2 separate regions of the Mus musculus genome follow, and region 2 is linked to region 1. The links are chromatin loops, found by intact Hi-C in ENCODE. Cell type or tissue: left cerebral cortex. All regions are shown on one strand. Each heading gives the region's core, and the rest is flanking DNA. Links, peaks and the distances in the headings are about the cores only. Region 1 overlaps Svop (SV2 related protein). Region 2 overlaps Usp30 (ubiquitin specific peptidase 30).

Region 1 (5,369 bases), core at 65-5,064:
CTCAAAGACAAATGTGATGAGGTTTGTGTGGAGTTGGAGCTCGTAAGGAGAGAACTAATAGAAAATGAAATCGTGTGCTAAGACTTCTGGAAGACTCTGCAGCCTGAGGAGTGGTCACAGAAGATGTCCGATTTGAGCAATACAGGTGAAGATGATCAAGCTGTCCTAGGGTGGGGAGTCTCTCCCTAGACTAAGGAGGGTCTATTTACCTCCATCAAAAGGTTACACTAGTGGTGGAGATGGTTTGCTCAGCCAGGAACTCTCTGGGCAACTGGGTATGGTGGATGGAGACTCAACAGCTACAGCCACATCCACAGTGCCAATCCAGGGCTTCCATGACCCAGTGAGCCAGCAGGTGCAGCTGCAGAGAGCAGAGCCTTGGCCCCGGTGACCCTGAGCAGGTCTGAGCAAATTAAGTCAGGCTCACTGAATAGGTCAGACATAGAGAAGAGTAGGGAGGCTTCGGGGATATGGAAACATAGTATCTCAGAGAGACTGACCAAGGGTTAAGGTGAGCTAATTAAGTAGTGCCTCTGTGTACCCAGCCTCCACCTCTGGAGGAAGCAATTGATACAAATGGATACAAACAGATGGCACATGTGCACTGTATTAAACCTCACCTAAGTTTGACTTTAGTACCGTCTCAGTTCTGAGCTTCTGGGCTCTCCTGACACCTGCTGAGAACAGATGACAGCAGACATTCAGGTCATCTTTGTGATGGGACAGGGTTTCAGGGATTTTCCTGGTCACGTTGCCTTGTCCTGCCTAAACTCTGGAAAAGGTTCAGACATGTAGATGACATAATGCTAAGCTATGAGTGGTCCGCAGATTTGGAAAGCCAAAGGAGAGGCAAACAGGTACGGGGGTATTTCCGTTTGCCTTACGATCCTACTAGGGCTCAGTTAATTGAAAGAAGAAAAGGAGGTTGTTAAAATGATAACTGTGAAGAAGTCTGAGTCCAAAAGGTACCCTACATGGATGGAAAAGGACATAAGCCTCTTCGAAGCCATAAGATTACTGAATGGGAGCCTCGGTGACTAGGGCGGGCTACCTCCAAGTGAGCTATGGACCAGAGGAGCCCCTCAGGCCCCTCAAACCATAAAGGCTATTGCTACTGCTGTTGGCTCTGTGCAAGAACGAGACAGTAAGACCCTATCACTGAAGATACCACATGCTCGGACTTTGACTATAGGGCATGGAGAAATTAACCCGGAGCGAGCTGGAAACTCCCACTCTCCTGGCTGGCTTTCATGGTGTCAAAGGAGCTAGGCAAGCGGAGAATGGCCACCAACATTCCTGCTTGCCTATGGACCTTGTGTGCTGAAATACAAATGTGCCAGGCATGATGTGTCTGCTTGTGCAATAGTGGCTCAGCTGTCGTGGGTAAGAACAACTGCCTTCTGATTGGATTTAAGACCTGCTCTGCAAGAGGGAGTTCGTATCTGGTACTGCAATCCAGGATAAAGATCTATGGCTGGGAAGGTCATAGGATACAATGGAGAAGCCACTTCTATGGTTTTTCTAGACGAACGTGACGTTCCTGTCAATCTGCCTTCCACACGCGTGTTTATGCCTATAGATCATTATTGTGCCTTTTTGACTGGTGAAGCTCCCAAGATCAAGTGACTGTTACTATGGCATGCTAGCCTGTTTCTTAGCCATAGGTGGACAACTATAATCACTCCTTTCCAAGGCTCAGGGGTCCTTGGAGAAGATGAGGCAGAAAGAATTTAAGAGATGGGGGAAAGGGTGGAGTGTTGTGTAACAGTTTTCTCCAAGACTGAAACATTCCACTCTACAGGGAAGCTGCTTAAGCAGGAAGATAAACAGCTCCGTGTAGCTTCAGGAAGTCCCTGAAACTTACAAGACTCACTGCACCTCGCCCCTCCCCAACCCCCTCCCTGGAGTAAATGGTAAAATCTGAGCGTTACACTGAGAGGAGCGAATCCAAGCTGAACTGTGAGGAAGACTCCTGAGACCAGCTGCCTGGAAGAAAGAGAGACCTACTGAGCTGCCGGAAAGAGGTTTAAACCAACTGGAGCACCTGGAAAGGACACTTCTCCAACCTCTTGAGCTGCCTGCAGGCTGTTCAGTGTGCTCCAAGTCCCCAGATTTGTGAGCTGTCACCCTACCTGGGGTAGCCTTGATGATGCAACTAACCATCTTGGAGTCATTTCTGCACCTGTAAGTAACCCCTCACCCCTATTCCTATAAGTAACCCCAATAAAACCAAGATGGACTTGGGTGGTAAAGGGACCCTGGCCAGCTTGAATATGTTGAGTGTGGCTCTGGCAGGCCTTGCCCTTCTCCCCCATTCCCTCTGCCTTGCTAAAAACCCTTCGATTACATTCCTAAACTAGCCTCGAAGGTCTGTTCCCTTATATGGCCACTTCCTCCTCCGGAAGCTGACTTCCAAGGTCCAGCTATCGAAGTATTAAAGTCCAGCCATCAAACCCCCCTTTGGCTCACCTAATTAACATACCCAATCAAAACTTCTCACCGCACCCTGGCCCATTCTAACAGAGTCCTCCCTTTTTCTCTTAAAAGTTACACCTGCGAGGTCATTTGCCTGCTGTTTTTCTCCAGAAAGCAGCCACTTTTAACTTTTCTTGTGAAAACAGGTCCTCCGGTGTGGTTTGTGCCTAATTAAGGGTTCCAAAAGGGAATCCTGGCTGTGCAGAGGTCTCCTTCAGGTGGTAGCTCTACTTTAGTCTGTAGTGGGATCCCAGTCTGGGGTGTGTAGGTCTCCAGGACAAGTTCTGTCACACAACACCTGGTGTGCTCCCCTCCCTCCCTGTACCAGGGACTTTGGGAATGACACATCTCCCAGCCGCTGGGAAGAAGCCTTTCTTCATGAGGTGCCCTGCAGCCAATTTGGGGTGTAGTCTTTTCTTTGATCTAGTCACTTGTAAGTCTTCATTTACTCATAAGCTTCCAGAAGTTTCTCAAAGTTTCTGATTGTTTGAAAGTATCCTTCCTTTGTTTACAAGCTCTGCTAAAGATTCCTATCACCTCTGCGCCCCTCTGCGCTGTTTTCAGGAGATTTGTGAGCAGACATTTAGGGTAGCGAACATCTGCTGTAGCATCCAGGGAGGAGGAATTTGACCTGAGCCGCTACAGTTCCTCCAGCCACCAGGGGGCGCTGCTCGGTGGCCAGTGGTCCATATGCAGGAATTCTGGGAGCTGGGCTACAGTTGTGCCACAGGTCACCAGCTGCTGCCGGCCCAGATTGTTGGCTGTGTTCCTGTTAATGGCCTCTGCTTAGAGCTCCAGTGGTTTTTTAATTCCTGGATTGTGTGAAATCATGCTTTTCCACTCCAGGAAAACGTGTCGGGTGCCAACTCAGATAGATGTCAGGAGAAGTCATCATCGGGAAGTCAGGGGAGGGAGTGGAACAGGTTCAATGAATTTCCAGAGGCAGGAAGCCACGCCTGGGTGTTAGATCCTCATGGTCAGTCCCCCCTTCACACTACACTCTGTCTGTCATCCTCCTGCACAGGATTTGACTTCGTCAGTTCCTGTGGGAACTGGACTGGTGCCAAGCTCTGACTTCATAGGAAAATGTTTGTTGGTTTGTTTGGAAGCCTGGTGTCAGGTACTTGGACTGTCACTTAGCTAAGGACGACTCTGAGCTTGCAATCCTCCTGCCTCCAGCTCCTCAGTGCTGGGGTCACAGGTCTGAGAGACCACACTCGATTTGTGGGTGCTAGGGATCAAACTGAGGGCCTGCTGGGCAAACTTGAAGGTGGCCAAGTGTCTCGTCTGCAGCGATGCAGCCTTTGACAGGGCATGTGTAGAGAAAGGAACTGATGCAGAGAAAGGATCAGGGTCTCCCCTGAGATCACAGCACAGAGTCAGGATTCAAACCGAGGCCTTCTGGTCTACAGAGACTGTGATGTCGCCACACTGATTCATGGTGAACCTGCCCTTCCTAGATTGTCTCTCCAGACTGTCCCGAAGGAGCCCCAGCAGAGAGTTGTGATTGTAAAGTTCATGGTATATATATGTATATGTGTGTGTGTGTATGTATGTGTATATATATATATATAAATATATATATATGTATATACATATAATGCATACATATCACATGCTGTGTATATATGTGTATGCTATGCCACCCCTGGCACTGATAGTCTGAGGAATGGATAGGCTCCAGCTTGGACATGGAATGGAGCATGCAGAATATCCTTTTAAAACCAGCATTCCAGGCCAGGTGTGGTGGCACATGCCTTTAATCCCAGCACTCAGGAGGCAGAGGCAGGTGGGTTTCTGAGTTCGAGACCAGCCTGGTCTACAGAGTGAGTTCCAGGACAGCCAGGGCTACACAGAGAAACCCTGTCTTGAAAAACCAACATAAATAAATAAATAAATAAATAAACAAACAAACAAAAACCAGTATTCCCATTACAAAGGAAAGATTGTTCTAAAAGTTGAGAAGGCATTGAAGCTGCAGTGGTCTTTGCTGACATCATGGAGTCTGTGGGGGTGGATTTGTGTGGACTTGAGTTTAGCATCTTCCACCGGTCTTGGCTCACAGAGAAAAAGCTTTCATGCCGGGACTGTTCAAGAATCCCGTAAAGTTTTTTTTTGTTGTTGTTGTTGTTGGTGGTGGTTTTGTTTTTGAGACAGGATCTTATTCTGTGGCTCTGGCTAGCCTAGAACTTACTATGTAGACCCGGCTATCCTCAAACTCTTATAGAGTTCCATCTACCTCTGCCACCCAAGTGTTGGCATGAAAGGCTTGTGCCTCCACAACTGGCCAAAAGTCCCACACTCAACCGCAACAGCTTAGTAACTGCTGGAGGCCATGATGTATGGATGTTAACCGGGCCATCAAAGTTGGGTCTGGCTTGTTGTGACTTCTCTCTTAGGGCCTTTGGGCACTGCTGGTGCTGCTGTTAACTGAAGGATACTGATGCTGCTGGTGTTCTGTCCCACGTGGCTTCAGGTTCCAGAGGCCCTGCACGGCCATCCCCACATTCCAAGGCAATGAGGACACAGAGTCATCCCCCTTATCTCCAGGGTGCTGGCGCTGGTAGCTAGACCTGAAGCTGTTCAACTCCCTCCTACATAAATGATGTCGTATTTGATAGAGACGGGCATGCTCACATCTCGGTGTGCTGTAAACCACCTCTGGATGGCTGATAGCCCAGAGCAAGGTACAGATGCTATCCAGATGTCTGCTGTTCTGTATGCTTTAGTGACTAATGGTCTACATGCTCACTTCTTCCGTGAGGGTTTTTAAATCCAACATTGAACCTGTGCATGCAGTAGGTGGCTATGCCAGCCCTAGGTATTTACTTACGACTGGGGCACCCCTCCAATCCCAAAGCCCACCAGGCCTCGGAGCACCAGGATCCAGCTAT
Region 2 (5,369 bases), core at 255-5,254, 53 kb after region 1:
ATGTAACATGTCACCTTCCTGCCACTGTCTGTACCAGCCTGCTGTTGGGAGACAGAGTGACAGTCCACGTCTTCTCCTTTTCAGATACAAAGTCATGAAGAACTGGGGAGTGATCGGTGGGATTGCCGCTGCCCTGGCAGCAGGGATCTATGTTATTTGGGGTCCCATTACAGAGAGGAAGAAGCGGAGAAAAGGTAGGGATGGGGCCCTGCATCGAGGTCTTGGGTTTGACTTGAGCCTCTCTTGTCTGTTTGAGTGGTTGGCCCTCTTAGCTTTAAAGCGAGGACCATGGTCTACGAAGTAGAACTCCCCACCCTGTGGTGGGAAGGCTCTGTTTTTTTGTTTTTTTTGAGACAGGGTTTCCCTGTGTAGCCCTGGCTGTCCTGGAACTCACTCTGTAAACCAGGCTGGCCTCAAACTCAGAAATTCATCTGCCTCTGCTTCCCAGCTTACATGTGAGTTTAAGACATGCTTTGTGCTGGCCCAGTGGCTCATGCCTCTAACTCCAGCACTTGGGATGCTGGAATAAGAGGATGCTATGAATTTGAATCCAGCCTGTGCTTTATACAGCAAGTACCAGGCCAGAGTGTGACATAGGCAAGACCCCATCCCGAGGAGGGGGGTGAAAAAAGGCAGGCCATTGTGTTTCAAGTGGCTCAATTGTTGTTACTAGTGTGTGGTTATGTTTCAGTCCTGCAGCTGACTGATTACATCACAGCAGTGGTTTCTCTGAGAGACAGGAGGGAAGGAGGGAGTGGGAGAGGGGAGCTGAGGGGATGGTCATAGAGAAGTTCCCTGCATGTTTTCATGAGCACTCTTATGTTAAAGAGTTTCTAAACAAGGCCTGGTGGCCAGCCTGGGCTCTGTGTACTGAGCTCATGAGTTTTGGCAGAAGAGGAAATGAGGGCATCTTGTGAGCCAGTCAGTGCTGCTATCTCTGCAGGCAGACTGACCAGTGTCTTTCTCAGTTGCCGTGGGAAGAACAAAAGCACTGTCCCGGGAGGCAGTACAGTTGCCAGCTATTGTAGGGCACTGCTCTCTAACTAAAGGAGAGAGCGTCCAGGAGCGCATGAGGCAAGGAGGAAGGCATGGCTGCTGCTGCCGCTGCCGCTTTTATCCGTTTCGTATCTGCGCCGGGCACCTGGAAGGGTTTCAGAGAGAACACAAGACAGAGGCCCACACTGCGGCTCAGTCTACAGCATAGCATGTCCCGTGCCCAGGCTCGCTCAGGGTGAAATCCCGACTGAGGGCTCCATGCATAGATGCCGGGTCCCAGAAGCGTGAGGAAGAGGAAGGAAGGTCTCCCCAGTGATGCATTGTCCTCTTCCTCCCGCGCCCTCCCTAGGGCTTGTGCCTGGCCTTGTCAATCTGGGGAATACCTGCTTCATGAACTCGCTGCTGCAGGGCCTGTCTGCCTGCCCTGCGTTTGTCAAGTGGCTGGAAGAGTTTACCACCCAGTACTCCAGGGACCAGCAGGGGCCACACACTCACCAGTGCCTGTCCTTAACACTGCTGAACCTCCTGAAAGGTACTGGGGACCTGAGGGAACGACCATTTTCAGTGTCTAGCTGACAGAATAAGAGGCTTAGGGGAGCCACTTTGTAGGAAAAGACGTTGTGGGGGAGGGGTGTGCACTGAGAACCTAAGAGACAGCATCAGATTGGGAAAACAGTTGTATTTGTTGTGTGTGCACGCAGCACACATAGGGAGCTCAGGACAACGTTGGTTCTCATCTACTGTCTGGTCCTGGGGACTGAACTCGGGCTGTGAGGTTTGGGGGCTGGTGCCTTTACCTACAGAGCCTGCTCACCAGCCCTACTTTAAAAAAAAATTAAAAATGGAACTATCTATTAAAAAAAAAAACAACTTTCAGTTTAATAGGGGGTGGGGAGGGGAAGGGAGGAAGGGGGAAGGGGAGGGGAGAGGAGGGGAGGGGATAGCTTGACCTCTCCTGAAGGTACTTTAGCAGCATTCAGTGAGCCCGTGCAATGTGGTCAGGTCTGCCAGGCCTGCTAATCTCACTGCCACAGTTAGTGTCTGGGAAAAGATGTGGGCACTTTTTTTTTTTAATTTTTAAAAGATTAATTAATTTAGTCATTTTATGTGTGTGAATACACTGTGGTTATCTTCAGACACACCAGAAGAGGGCGTCAGATCCCATTACAGTTGGTTGTAAGCCACTGTGTGGGTGCTAGGAATTGAACTCAGGACCTCTGGAAGATCAGTCAGTGCTCTTAACCACTAAGTCATTTCCCTAGTGCTGGGATTCATTTTTTATTCATGTGTATGTGAGTCTGTGTGACCCTTCCTTTATCTCCCACTTGAGCAGCACTGAGCTGTGCTCCTGCACTGTGGTCAGAATGGCAGTCGCAGTCTGTGGCCAGTGGGTTCCCTGTTGTTTTGTTTGTTTTTGTTTTGTTGTTGTTGTTTTGTTTTGAGACAAGTCTCACTGTGTAACTCTGGCTGTCCTGGAGTTCACTCTGTAGACCAGGCTGGCCTCAAACTCACAGGGATCCTCCTGCCTCCGCCTCCTGAAACTGGCATTCGAGCCGTGCATCACCACACCCTGCTTAGATGAGTTTTACTGTTCATGTATCTGTGTGCATCTCTGGGTATCCATGGCCCTGAGAGGATGCCAGGTTCTTAGCTGGAGTCAGAGGTGGCGAGCCCCCTGATGCTGGTGCTGGGCTCTGAACTCCAGGCATTGTGTCAAACACTGCGGATCCCTCCTGCCCCGAGCTGCCTAACTCGCTAGTGACACTTTTTCAGCATCCAGGCTGTGTGTGCTTAGCCTATGGCTGCTTCTGTGCTTCATGCGCAGAGCACACTGTCCTCAGGGAAAGGAGCTGAGCGCTGGTGTACACAAAACTGTGACTCCTTAGCAGACCCACCTGCATCTTTCTTTTGTTTATGTTATTCGTCATCATCATCGTTGTTGTTGTTGTTACTTGGGAAGGGATCTTGTGCTGCTGCCAGGACTGGCCCCACCCTCGTGGGGTCAGGAAAGCCTCCCACCCCAGCATCCTCAGTAGCAGGGACTATGTGTGGCCTATGCACTGTGCCACACAGACTTTTCTGTTGGTTGGGCTTTATTGTGATTCTAAAGTGAAGCCTTCAGCTGCCCCTTCAGCACCTGGTGGTCAAGAGCACACAAGCAGGAGCAAAGGCTGCAGCAGTGGTCACCCTGGTAGTGAGTGCCTTCCAACCTTGAGAACTATGAGTTCAGACCATACTCAGCCGGCTTATAACATCCCTCTTTATCAGATGGTAATTTGTAACTTTCTGAAATCTTAGATTCATTCAACAAACATGACTTGCTCACTCCGCACTGTGTGAGGCTCCAAAGAACTTGAGAGAGCTGCAGTGTCACTTGTCATACTGTCACCTCTGCATGCATGTGTGGCACTTTCTTATGCTCTGACTCAGTTGTCTTCCTCTCTTGTACCCAGCTCTGTCCTGCCAAGAAGTCACCGAGGACGAGGTCTTGGACGCCAGCTGTCTGCTGGACGTCCTGAGAATGTACAGATGGCAGATCTCGTCCTTTGAGGAGCAGGTGAGCACTCCGACAGCAGGAGACCTGGGAGACAGACGCCTTTAACCTAGGGACTGGGGGAAGGGGTGCATGGACACGTATGCATGGGGGTGTGCACACGCCATGGGGATCGAGCCCAGGGCCCTGAACATGCTAGGCATGTCTTCTTGTTAGATCTCCTGATGTGAGCAGAGAGCCAGCGTCTCACTGCTGTCCCCACTAGAGAGGACACAGCACTTGTCACTCAGTAGGTAGACAGACGCTGGCACTGGGGCATTAGACAGTGGCCAAAGGGAAAAGCTGCTGGCTTCCCACTGATGCCCTCGGGTCGGGAGAGAGCACGGTTAGTGTGAGACGCTCTTTCAGCCCTCACCCTTGCTTCAGAGGAGGCTCAAACTGTCCCCAGACCTCACAGCCACGGGCTTCATTCGGGATCTTCTGCCCTCCCTTTTGCAACTTCACTGTGGTCTTTGGAGTCTGCTGTGCCGCCCTCCGAGGCCCAGGCCAGCAGACTGGGGCCCTGGGGTGAGATGCTCCAGCTGCACGCACCTTCCCCAGCTGCTCCTCCTGTCTGCTGTCAGCATCCCGACCTGGACTGAGGCAGGGAGGCAGCCCCTCCGCAGCTCTGCACGAGGCTGGAGCGGGAGGGTTCTGTCGCTTGTTCTCACTGATCTGCAGCCCTGTGGCATGTTTCCATCACGAAGTGTGTGACGAGTGTCTCTGTGACGAGTGTCTCTCTGAAGGTTTATCTCACTGGCTGCACTTGCGAGCTAGATGTGTTTCCGTCTCCATTTGGAAATGACCCTTAGCTATTGCTCTGACTCAGCCATCTTTCCTGTGTCTCAGCTGAGAGACTGGCTCCAAGGACATTGTGACTTTTTCTAAGTTCCACCTTCTGTCAAGGATGACTTATACCAAGTGACCCTTGGGTCAGTGCACAGCAGTGTGTGGGCAGCAGCGGTGCGGCCGCGGGAAGGAGGGGAGGAGGGGGCGTCTGTGTTCTCTTGTTCTTCAGCAGGCAGAGCGCCTGCTCTTGGCCATGCCCAGCACCTCAGCATCTAGTCAGTCCTGACCAGCTCACACTGACAGGCAGTCCACTCTGTGTCTAAACCAGGAGCTGTAGGAGATACACTGGCTCAGTCATTCCTGAGTGTTACCTGGGTGCACCCCCATGACAGCCTGTAAGGCTCAGAGAAGCAGAGTGACTTCCCTGTCACCTGCTGTGTTGGCAGCACTGAAGCACACACTCAGCTGCTGCGGTAATTTCTTACCCCAATAATCCGGCATAAAAACACACAACCAGTTATTATATTTATAAGTCATATGCCTGGATTGGGCAGAGCTATCACTAATCTATTCCCCAGCTATGAGATCCCTTGTTATTTGCGGCTTCTCCAGGCCACGTAGTTCTGCTCCATCTTCCTTTCTCTTCCTCTTCCTCCATCCTCTCTCCCTCCTCCTCTCTCTCTCAGACCTCCAGTCCCACCTTTCCCTTCCACTGTGCAGTCATCAGCTCAGCCTTTACTCGACCAATCAGAATGGGGAGGGTCAGTGAGGTCACCTGAGTGCAGCTCTTGTCCTCATGGGGGGGGCGGTCAGGAACCTGGAGGCAGGAGCTGATGCAGAGGCCATGGAGGGTGCTGCTTACTGGCTTGCTCAGCCTGCTTTCTTAGAGAACCCAGGGCCACCAGCCCAGGGATGGCCCCACCCACAATGGCTGGGCCCTTCCACATCACTCTCTAATTAAGAAAATGCCTTACAGTTGGATCTTCTGGGCACATTTTCTTTCTTTTTCTCTCTCTCTCTTTCTTTCTTTCTTTTTTTCTTCCTTTCTTCC

The links. Hi-C counts contacts between places; a loop is a spot of excess contacts. Peaks named below come from ENCODE experiments on the same cell type or tissue, not always from the same donor. Only the 100,000 strongest peaks of a DNase experiment are listed, where the experiment ranks them.
Region 2: it touches region 1 in a loop (2.1-fold over the local background); 7 of 42 quality-filtered maps call a loop at or near these places.

Annotation. Positions count from the first base shown.
Region 1 is chr5:114,049,169-114,054,537 of GRCm38, forward strand. It overlaps Svop (SV2 related protein), which reads right to left. Exons shown (of 16, transcript NM_026805.1): 6 at 5,309-5,369. Among named protein-coding and RNA genes, the nearest start is that of Gm16108, 14 kb to the right of the region's middle. In left cerebral cortex, for the core only: a CTCF peak has its summit at 3,136 (motif pointing right); DNase peaks (open chromatin) are centred at 3,193 and 3,474.
Region 2 is chr5:114,102,299-114,107,667 of GRCm38, forward strand. It overlaps Usp30 (ubiquitin specific peptidase 30), which reads left to right. Exons shown (of 13, transcript NM_001033202.3): 2 at 85-194; 3 at 1,346-1,528; 4 at 3,450-3,553. Among named protein-coding and RNA genes, the nearest start is that of Usp30, 4.6 kb to the left of the region's middle. In left cerebral cortex, for the core only: a CTCF peak has its summit at 2,177 (motif pointing right); DNase peaks (open chromatin) are centred at 675 and 895; H3K27ac peaks cover 637 bases.